2 separate regions of the Homo sapiens genome follow, and region 2 is linked to region 1. A link is an interaction called in ENCODE POLR2A ChIA-PET data of the cell type or tissue named here. Cell type or tissue: PC-9. All regions are shown on one strand. Region 1 overlaps PIGU (phosphatidylinositol glycan anchor biosynthesis class U). Region 2 has its middle 13 kb from the start of PIGU.

Evidence for each region. ChIA-PET counts read pairs that join two places held together with the same protein. Peaks named below come from ENCODE experiments on the same cell type or tissue, not always from the same donor. Only the 100,000 strongest peaks of a DNase experiment are listed, where the experiment ranks them.
Region 2: POLR2A ChIA-PET joins it to region 1 with 11 read pairs; 7 of 35 experiments call an interaction of 5 or more read pairs at or near these places.

Annotation. Positions count from the first base shown.
Region 1 is chr20:34,562,498-34,567,497 of GRCh38, forward strand. The region is part of intron 11 of PIGU (phosphatidylinositol glycan anchor biosynthesis class U); the gene reads right to left. Among named protein-coding and RNA genes, the nearest start is that of MAP1LC3A, 6.3 kb to the left of the region's middle. RefSeq lists an enhancer at 2,960-3,461. In PC-9, no CTCF peak of the experiment used is centred here; no DNase peak of the experiment used is centred here.
Region 2 is chr20:34,687,185-34,692,184 of GRCh38, forward strand. No RefSeq gene overlaps it. Among named protein-coding and RNA genes, the nearest start is that of PIGU, 13 kb to the left of the region's middle. In PC-9, no CTCF peak of the experiment used is centred here; a DNase peak (open chromatin) is centred at 2,467.

The sequences.
Region 1 (5,000 bases):
GTCCTGTCACCAGCAGCTCTGATGGCCTCAGGACAAGTACCTGCCATTCTATCACCACAGAAGCCCATCTGGAAGGTTGAACAATCCTCATCTTAAACAGATGGGGAAACTGAGACTCAAAGGGTTCAATGGTTGGCCTAAGGCTACACCTGGAGCACTGGACTAATGGCCATGGACCCAGAAAGGTGGTCTGCCTGGGGCCCAGATCACTGATGAGCACGAGATTGGTCACAGCGTCAGCAAAGCAGACAGAGCTCAGGCAGCCCCCGAGGCCCTGCCCCCAGCTGCCCAGCTGGCAGCTCCAGGCTGGCCCACTGGGGGGCAGTGATCACAGCAAAGGCTGACCTCATACCCTGCAGCCCTTTCTCACCCAGGCCCGAGATGCCATCTGGGCAGGAGGAGCCCAAAGCAGGGGCTGAGCTCAGAGGCTGATCCCTGAACCAGGTCAGCTGAGGGGCAGGTGCAGTCACAATCCACAACAATCAAAACGAAGCAACTCCATGTCACACAATAATCATCTGGACAAGAAGCAGGAAGAAAAAGATTAGGTTATTAGGTTGGACCATATGAAATTGCCAGTTTTGCAGATAAAAAAATGGTTGAATACTGGCAATTTCATATGATCCAACCTAATATAAAACGGAAAAACGTACACATGGAAAAGTAAGCATGTTATTTAGAAGTACCAACAGAAATAACAGTAAGACTTTAGGTAGCTATTCTTTTCCCCTATAAGCCTTAACTTTGCAAACTACATACATGTATTCCATTGATAAAAATAAAACTTCGGCGAGGTGCGGTGGCTCATGCCTGTAATCCCAGCACTTTGGGAGGCCGAAGCAGGCGGATCACCTGAGGTTGGGAGTTCGAGACCAGCCTGACCAACATGGAGAAACCCCGTCTCTACTAAAAATACAAAATTAGCCGGGCATGGTGGCGCATGCCTGTAATCCCAGCTACTTGGGAGGCTGAAGGCAGGAGAATGGTTTGAACCTGGGAGGCGGAGATGCGCCATTGCACTCCAGCCTAGGCAACAAGAGCGAAACTGCGTCTCAAAAAGTAATAATAAAAAATAAAGCTTCAATTAAAACAAATCAGCCAATAAATCAATGAATCAATACATCAATGGGGGGGGGGAGATAAATCTTCCTTCCAGAAGAATTCCAAACAATGTAGGTAGTTATATCCCCCTCCCATAGAAGGAGCTTAATTCTTGTCCACTCTGCATCTCCTAAGCCTAGGGGGGTCTAGACTTGGTTACTCACTTCCTCCTGAGGAGCAGGGAAAGGGAAAAGAGTAACTTTACAGTGGAGAGACCTGGCCAACACTATCTTAACCACGTGGTGGAGGTTAACATCAGCTTGAAATCACGTGGCTAGCATGTAACCCCAATAGATGTGATGAGAAGGGCACTTTGCCTGGGGTATTCTTTCTAAAAACCCACAACCCCAGGATAGTCCTAAGAAAAGCATCAGACAAACCTAAACTGGGGGACAAACCTAAATTGGGTGACATTCTACAAGATACCTGGCCAGCGCTCCTCAACTGTCAAGGTCATGAGAAGTCAGAAAAGACTAAGAAGAAAAGCAGAAGACACTGGGGAGATGTGACCTTACATGTAATGTGGACCTCTCGATGGGGTCCTGGTAGAGAAAGAGGCTGTGACTGGAACAACAGGAAATCCAAATCCATTCTAGTGTTTCAGACTAATAGTAACGTATCAGGGTGAGTGTCTTAGTTTTGACAAACACATCACGGTAAAATATAAGATGTTAACAACTTAGGCAACTAGGTGGGGGCTTACAGGAACTCTGTTCTATCTCTGCAACTTTTCTATAAATCTAAAGTGATTCTAAAATAAAAAGTTTATTTAAAAAATAAATGAACTAGCTGGGAATGGTGGCTTGTGCCTGTAATTCCAGCTACTCGGGAAGCCGAGGCAAGGGGATCCCTTAAGCCCAGGAGGTCGACCTGGGCAACAGAGCAAAACTCCAGCTCTTGAAACAGGAAAAAAATTAACAGCAATGACCTATTGTTGTATGTAACAAACTCAAAATATTTTGCTGAGTGAAAGAGAGCTTTGGCAAATGTACACAAAAGATTTGCACTTTTCCCTGTATAATAAATTTTACATAAGAAAATGATACACATGCTGAAATATTTAGCAGGAAATGTACTGATGTCTGCATTTCAATTTGAAATACACTAAAAAAGTAAGATGGACTGAGGGATGATGGAAGAAGTACCTGAAGATGTGAATGGTGGACTCCCGCTGGTGGGTATGTATATGGGTGTCCAATGCTAAAGCTGTCAACTCTGCTGTGTGTGTGGAAATCTGGAGGATAAAGGGGGTGGCGGGAAGAGCCCTGTGAGCGGCTTGGGCACACAGCCCTGGGTGTCATCAGTCCTGAGTGAGCACCCTGCCCCCAGGGAGAGGACACCAGGCTGGCCGAGAGGCCTGGCCCTTTCAGAGGGAAGCCTGTAGCCAGGACAACCTCTTCTGACCTTGGGGCTTTCCATTTGGGCCGTGAGGAGAGCAGGGATTTCCCAGAGGCCCTAGGGTGCAGCCAACACAGCAGCTGCAGACCCAGAGCCCCTTTGCCCAGTCTGGACAGGGGCGAGTTGGGCAAGGGGCTGTGGAATTTGCATGGGCGAGTCAGCGGCTGTGTGATATTAAGTCTCTTCCTGTCCCCTGGGCTGCATTTTCCTCATCTGGAAAATGACAGTAATAGGCTCTAGCTTGTTACCAACAATGCTGGGCTCCTCTAGTTTTTTTTTGAGACGAAGTCTCGCTCTGTCACCCAGGCTGGAGTGCAATGGTGTGATCTCAGCTCACTGCAACCTCCGCGGTTCAAGTGATTCTCCCGCCTCAGCCTCCCGAGAAAGCTGGGACTACAAGCGTGCGCCACCACCCCTGGCTAGTTTTTTCTTTTTTTGTATTTTTAGTAGAGACGGGGTTTCACCATGATAGCCAGGATGGTCTCGATCTCCAGACCTCATGATCCGCCCACCTCAGCCTCCCAGTGCTGGTATTACAGGCATGAGCCACCGCGCCCGGCCGGGCTCCTCTAGTCTTTGTGCCAGTTAGGACCCCAGAACATGTCACTCTGTGTCCTCAGGTCTCTGGATCCCACCCAATGTGGCTGAAATACTGCCTTGCCAATCCCCTTCTCAGACTTGCCCTCTTCTCTTCCTGCAGCCACCTCTCTGGACACACACACACACACACACACACACAGGTGCACACACACGCACACTCACACTGCTCACACATGCACACACAGGTGCACACACATACATGCACGCTTGCACTGCTCACACAGGCTCGCACTGCACTCACACACAGGTGCACACACACAGGTGCACACATACACGCATGCTTGCAATGCTTAGACACACATGCTTGCACACACACATGCTCGCACTGCTCAGACACGCTCACATTGCACTCACAGGTACACATACACGCACACAGGTGCACACATACATGCAAGCTTGCAATGCTTAGACACACATGCTCACACACACAGATGCACACACATACACGCACGCTCTCACTGCTCACATGCTCGCACTGCACTCACACACACACAGATACACACACATACACGCACGCTTGCCTGCTCAGAAGTTCCCTGGCTCCCCCTGCCCTGCCCAGCAGCGCTGCAGCTCCCACCTATCCCTCAGAGGCTCATCTCCTGCCAGGAGTCTTCTCTAACCCTGCATTGTTACATGGACCCTGAAGTGAAGTCACTGCCCACTGGCCTCCCAACCAAATGGGGCTGCATTTGCTCCAGTTCTATGGCCCCAGGCCCGGCACAGGGCCAGCTCTCTCTGAGTTGTTTGCTGGTCTGTACCCTCTCAGCGCTGCCCCCAGGGACGGCTCGGTCCACATTCCTCTCTATGGCAGCCATGAGGGCTCCAGGGCCGCCTCCCTCTGGGACCATGATGAAGAGCTCATGGGGCAGCTAGCTGATAAAGGGGTGACCAGGGACAGACAGGATGAATCAGAAGTAGAACGAAACCCTCAGAACATGCTCTAGTGCAGGGCAGGATGGAGAGACAGGGAAATGAATATCTTCTGAGTGTCTGCCCTGGTCCAGGCCCTTTAACAAAAAAACAATATTGTCCCTTTCCAACCCCCCAGGGTAGGGCTGACAATGCCTACTTAGAGAAGGGAAGCTCAGGGGTTATGGGCCCTGCAAAAGGTCACATGGTAGGAAGTGAAGAGTTAGGGGCCAGTCCTGCCTGTCAGAGGCCCAATCCTGAGTTCTTCCACAACCCCCTAGGGTCTGCACCCACATGAACTGAGTCCTGCTACATGCCAGGCCTGTGCTGACACCTCAGGTACCTTTACACCCTGCGGAGTCTGCTCTCCCCAGTTCACAGCTCTGTCACTCAGTGGAGAGAGAGAGAGATTGACTTTTTTTGTAAAAAGCCAGTAGAGGTTGTTAATACAGTGTGTCTTGAAACTACTGGGCTCAGGACAGCAGCCTTGTCCACCACCAGGGCTGCAGATTCCTAGAGAAGCAGGTGCTATCACCCAGGCATGTCCTGGTTCCCCAGGCCTCCTGCTGCTGTTGGGGACACAGACACTGACATTTGACAGTCAGCCCACGCTGGGGGGAATGCATGTGGCCGTCACAGTTGGCAAAGTGCAGCAGCCTCTGCCCACCTGCCTGGGATCCAGGAAGCTGGGAGGCAGAGGAGGCTGGCGGCCGACTGTGGAGCTGGACAGCACTTTGGCGTAACCTGGCAACCCACAGGCCGGAGCGGACATTATGTAGGAGGAAATGGTGGAGGAGAAAACTCCACCCTCCAGCTCTGAAGATGCAAAGTAACAAGTGAAATCTCTGGACCTCAGTGTCAGGGTCTGAGAGGTCACAAGGTGAGACTGAGGATGAGGCTACAAGTAACTGTCCCTTACATGGCACTTTTCACTTACATGGCACTTTTCCCACATTCAGTCCTCAAAACCACCTTCCCAGTTTGAGGAAACT
Region 2 (5,000 bases), 120 kb after region 1:
CCCAGGATCACACAGCAAGTCAATAGTGGCACTTGGCCCAGAAACCAGGGTTCTCACTATCGGCCTTTTATACTAACGGCCTCCTGGTCCTGGGCTGGAGTCTCCCGTGAGGCCCACTGGGAGACCCATATACCAGCTCCCTCCTCAATCTGAGACCCAAGTATTGTAAGGGCCCAAAAGAAGGATTTGGATTTACATAACGCCCTGAGGACAGATTTCTGAAACCCTTCCTTCCTGTCCCCTACTCACAAATACCCACTATTGTAAAAGCTATCCTGTAGCAACAAGACCAAAATGTAAACTTGGCCTAAAACTGGAAAGCTGTAGATAGGCTCTTGCACCTCCAACTTTCTTTCTCTGAATCCCTCTCACTCCCCAGGAGCCACACTCCCTACAACTGTGCATCCAGGCCTCTCATCCCCATCCCCCAAATATACACACATTTCTCTGCTCTGAGAAAGGAGATAGGTTTGCTTGTTGCTTCCTGGTATCCATTCCCCCTTTCCCTGACATCCATTAGAAACTCAAAGATGGCTGGGCACAGTGGCTCATGCCTGTAATCCCAGCACTTTGGGAGGCCGAGGTGGGCGGATCATGAGGTCAAGAGATGGAGACCATCCTGCCAACATGGTGAAACCCTGTCTCTACTAAAAATACAAAAATTAGCTGGGCGTGGTGGCATGCGCCTGTAGTCCCAGCTACTCGGGAGGCTGAGGCAGGAAAATTTCTTGAATCCGGGAGGTGGAGGTTGCAGTGGGCCGAGATTGTGCCACTGCACTCCAGCCTGGCGACAGAGCGAGACTCCGCCTCAAACAAAAAAAAAAAGGGGAACTCAAAGATTTGCTGAATGAATGAATGAATGTGCAAATGAATGAATGAATGAATATCTCTAATTCCTTTCTTAAAACTCTTCATTGGCTTTCCATTGCACTTAATTTAAGAACCATAATTCTGAGGCCGGGCACGGTGGCTCACGCCTGTAATCCCAGCACTTTGGGAGGCTGAGGCGGGTGGATCGCTTGAGGTCAGGAGTTCAAGATCAGGCTCAGGGCTTAGACATCCCAATGATAACTGAGACTTTGAGCTTTGACTCAGAGGGAAGCACAAGGGCGAGTTCCAGATGACACCCTAAGGCTCATCTTAGGGTGGAAGTCTAAAGTGGTACAGCACTTTGGGAGAGTAACTTGACAGCATCTGTTAAATTTGAAATGTACATACCTATCAATCTTGCAGTTGACTTCTCTGAAAACTATTCTGTATATCCAAGGATAGTCACTGTAGCATTCATTGTGGCAGCTAACATGGTGAAGCCCTGTCTCTACTGAAAATACAAAAATTAGCTGGGCCTGGTGGCATGCTTGCAATCCTAGCTACTCGGGAGGCTGAGGCATGAGAATCACTTGAACCCAGGAGGCACAGGTTGCAGTGAGCTGAGATCGTGCCACTGTACTCCAGCCTGGGTGACAGAGCGAGACTCTGTCTCAAAAGAAACAAAAAGAAAGCATATACTCCAAGCATTATCTATTACAGTTGCCTTAGTCATTTACTTCACACTCCTACGGGCCTCAGAATACTTTGCAACAATCTTTACTATCTCCGACGGAGTGTACAGCTCAACATTCTTTATAGCCACAGGGTTTTATAGACTTCACATCATCATTGGCTCAACTTTCCTGCTGCCTTCTACGCCAACTACCATTTCACTTTATTCACCGTTTTGGATTTGAAGCTGCTGCTTGATACTGACATTTTGTAGATGTAGTATGGCTATGCCGGTACGTTTCTGCCTATTGAAGAAGATCATGTTCTTTTAGTATTAAACAGTACAGTTGACTTCCAATCAATTAGTTTATATATAGGAATCTTGTGTAGCCTGCAGTGGGGTTGTGGGGAGCAAGGCAGAAGCAGCCACTCCAGAGAGGATTTACATTTATTTCTTCCAGGCATCTGAGAGATCATTTCAGAGTGGGTCGCTTTTTATATTAATTTCTCAGCTTCGAGATTCCCAGCCATGCAGGTGATGCAAATGTGAACGCCAGACTCATGGAGGGTAGGCATGTGGTTTCAAATTCTCAGGAGATTATTTTCCCTCTTACCCAAAGACCAGGTCAAGATGGACACATCCTTTTTGTCTCCCTTCGCTAGTAGGTGTTGGTTTTTCCCCTAGTTTGTTCTTTCACTGTGGGTGTAGCCCTTCAAGGGTCCTAGATTTATCAAGGGTCTCAGTTGCAACCTCTAATTTCATATAAGCCCAAAGCTTCAACTCCCCAAATGTTTCTTTAAAAACACAAGCTATTGCAGATTCAGTTGTGCCTTTTAAAGGATGTTTGTTGTTTTTATTTCCAGCATCTCCTTGGGTTGTGTAGCAGGAAGTTCCTGATATTGTCAGAAAAGGAAGTCCAACTCAGTATTTAGTACAACTGTCTGTTTACTTGTCTATTTTCTCCATGAGTGTCAAGCTCTGGGAGGTCAGGAACTAAGGCTGACTCATCTCTGGGACAAAACACCAGGCCCAAGATCTGGCACAAAGTAAATGCTCAGTGCGTTTGTTGATACTGAACCTCCACTTGGTCACTTCTAATGATGGGGAGCTCACTTTCTCCCAAGGTGGCCTCTTTCCTTTAGAGAGGGTGTGTGACCTGAGTGACCACCGGGCTAATGGGGGACAGCCTGCCCCTCATTTATGTACAACCTTCCCAATACTTAGCTTGTCCATCCAGATTCTGCAGAAGGGGGCTCAAGGCCTAGACATCCCAGTAATAACTGAGACTTTGAGCTTTGACTCAGAGGGAAGCACACGGGCCAGTTCCAGATGACACCCTAAGGCTCATCTTAGGGTGGAAGTCTAAAGTGGTACAGCATTTTGGGAGAGTAATTTGACAGCATCTGTTAAATTTGAAATGTACATACCTATCAATCTTGCAGTTCACTTCTCTGAAACTATTCTGTATATCCAAGGATAGTCACTGTAGCATTATTTGTGGCAGCAAACAATTGAAAACCACCCAAATGTCTGTCAATAAGAATAACTAAATAAATTCTCTAAAGTCAAGTCATACAGTGGAAAACTGTGAGCCTTTTATTTTTGTTTTTTTGAGACAGGGTCTCACTCTGTTGCCCAGACTAGACTGCAGTGGCGCCATCACGGCTTACTGCAGCTTCAACCTTCTGGGCTCAAAGGATCTTCCCACCTTAGCCTCCCAAGTAGCTGGGACTACAGGTGCACACTACCACACTTGGCTAATTACTTTTTATTTTTGTAGAGATGAGGTCTCACTATATTGCCCAGGCTGGTCTCAAACTCCTGGGCTCAAGAGATCCTCCAACCTAGGCCTCCCAAAGTGTTGGGATTACATGCGTGAGCCACCACACCTGGCCTATGTTTTTTTTTGGTTTTTTTTTTTGAGATGGAGTCTCGCTCTTGTCACCCAGGCTGGAGTGCTGTGGCGCGATTCCGGCTCATTGCAATCTCTGCCTCCCGGGTTCAAGTGATTCTCCTGCCTCAGCCTCCTGAGTAGCTGGGATTGCAGGCGCCTGCCACCACGCCCAGCTAATTTTTTTACTTTTAGTAGAGATGGGGTTTCGCTATGTTGGCCAGTCTTGTCTCAAACTCCTGACTTCAGGTGATCCAGCTGCCTCAGCCTCCCAAAGTGCTGGGATTACAGGTGTGAGCCACTATGCCCGGCATGTTTTTTTTTTTTAATAAGGTAGATCTATGTATATTGACATAAGTGGAATTCCAAGACATGTTGCTGTGAGTCTGTAAGACAGAGTGTATAATATCAAGAAAACAGACAAACCTATAAGCAGTGTAAATTGGTACATCATGGAGGCTATTTGGTAATATCAGTCACCTTTTTTTTTTTTTTTTTTGAGATGGAGTCTTGCTCTGTCACCCAGGCTGGAGTGCAGTGGCGTGATCTTGGCTCACTTTAACCTCCACTCCCGGGTTCAAGCAATTCTCCTGCCTCAGCCTCCCGAGTAGCTGGGAATATAGGTGTGTGCCACCACGGCCAGCTAATTTTTGTATTTTTAATAGAGAAGGGGTTTCGCCATGTTGGCCAGGCTGGTCATGAACTCCTGACCTCAGGTGATCCATCTGCCTTGGCCTCCCAAAGTGCTGGGATTATAGGTGTGAGTCACCGTGCCCAGCCTAAGTCAACTTTTAAAATGCTATTTAAACTTTTAAAATAACCTCAACTGACTAATCCCCACTAATAGATATTTATATTACAAATAAATATGCAAAATAATGGGTAAAAATATTAATTGCCACATTGTAATAACAAAATATTGGAAACAAACTTTTTCTCCTTATGAGACTGGATATATAGAGTGCATCTATTTGATGGGATACTATGCAGGTTTGAAATAGAATGAGGCTGCTCTCCATATCGATATGGAAAGGTCTGCAAGATAGAGTATGAAGTGATGAAAAAACAAGGTGCAGAATAGTGTCTCTATGTTTATGAAAAATACATGTATTATATGTTGGATTTTATTATTTTATTATTAATTTTTTGAGACAGCATCTCACATCTCACTCTGTCACCCAGGCTGGAGTGCAGTGGTGCAATCATGGCTCACTGCAGCCTCAACCTCCTGGGCTCAAGCAATCCTCCCACCTGAGCCTCCTGAGTAGCTGGGACCACAGGGCTACACCACCACGCCCAGCTAATTTTTGTATGTTTTGTAACAACAGGGTTTCACCATGTTGCCCAGGCTGGTCTTGAACTCCTGGGCTCAAGTGATGCTCTCGCTTCAGCCTCCCAAAGTGCTAGGATTACAGGCATGAGCCAACATGCTCACTCTGCATTGGATTTGAAATGCATAGAATTCCTCTGGAAGGAATCACAGGGAACTGGAATTGGTTACCTCCAGGAAGGAGACCAATAATTGGGAACTGGGAAGGGAAGGACACCTGCAAACGCTGTACTCCCTATTGAAGCTTTGTAATTTTGAACTATTTCCTTACAATTAAGTAAGGAAGTAAAAAATGT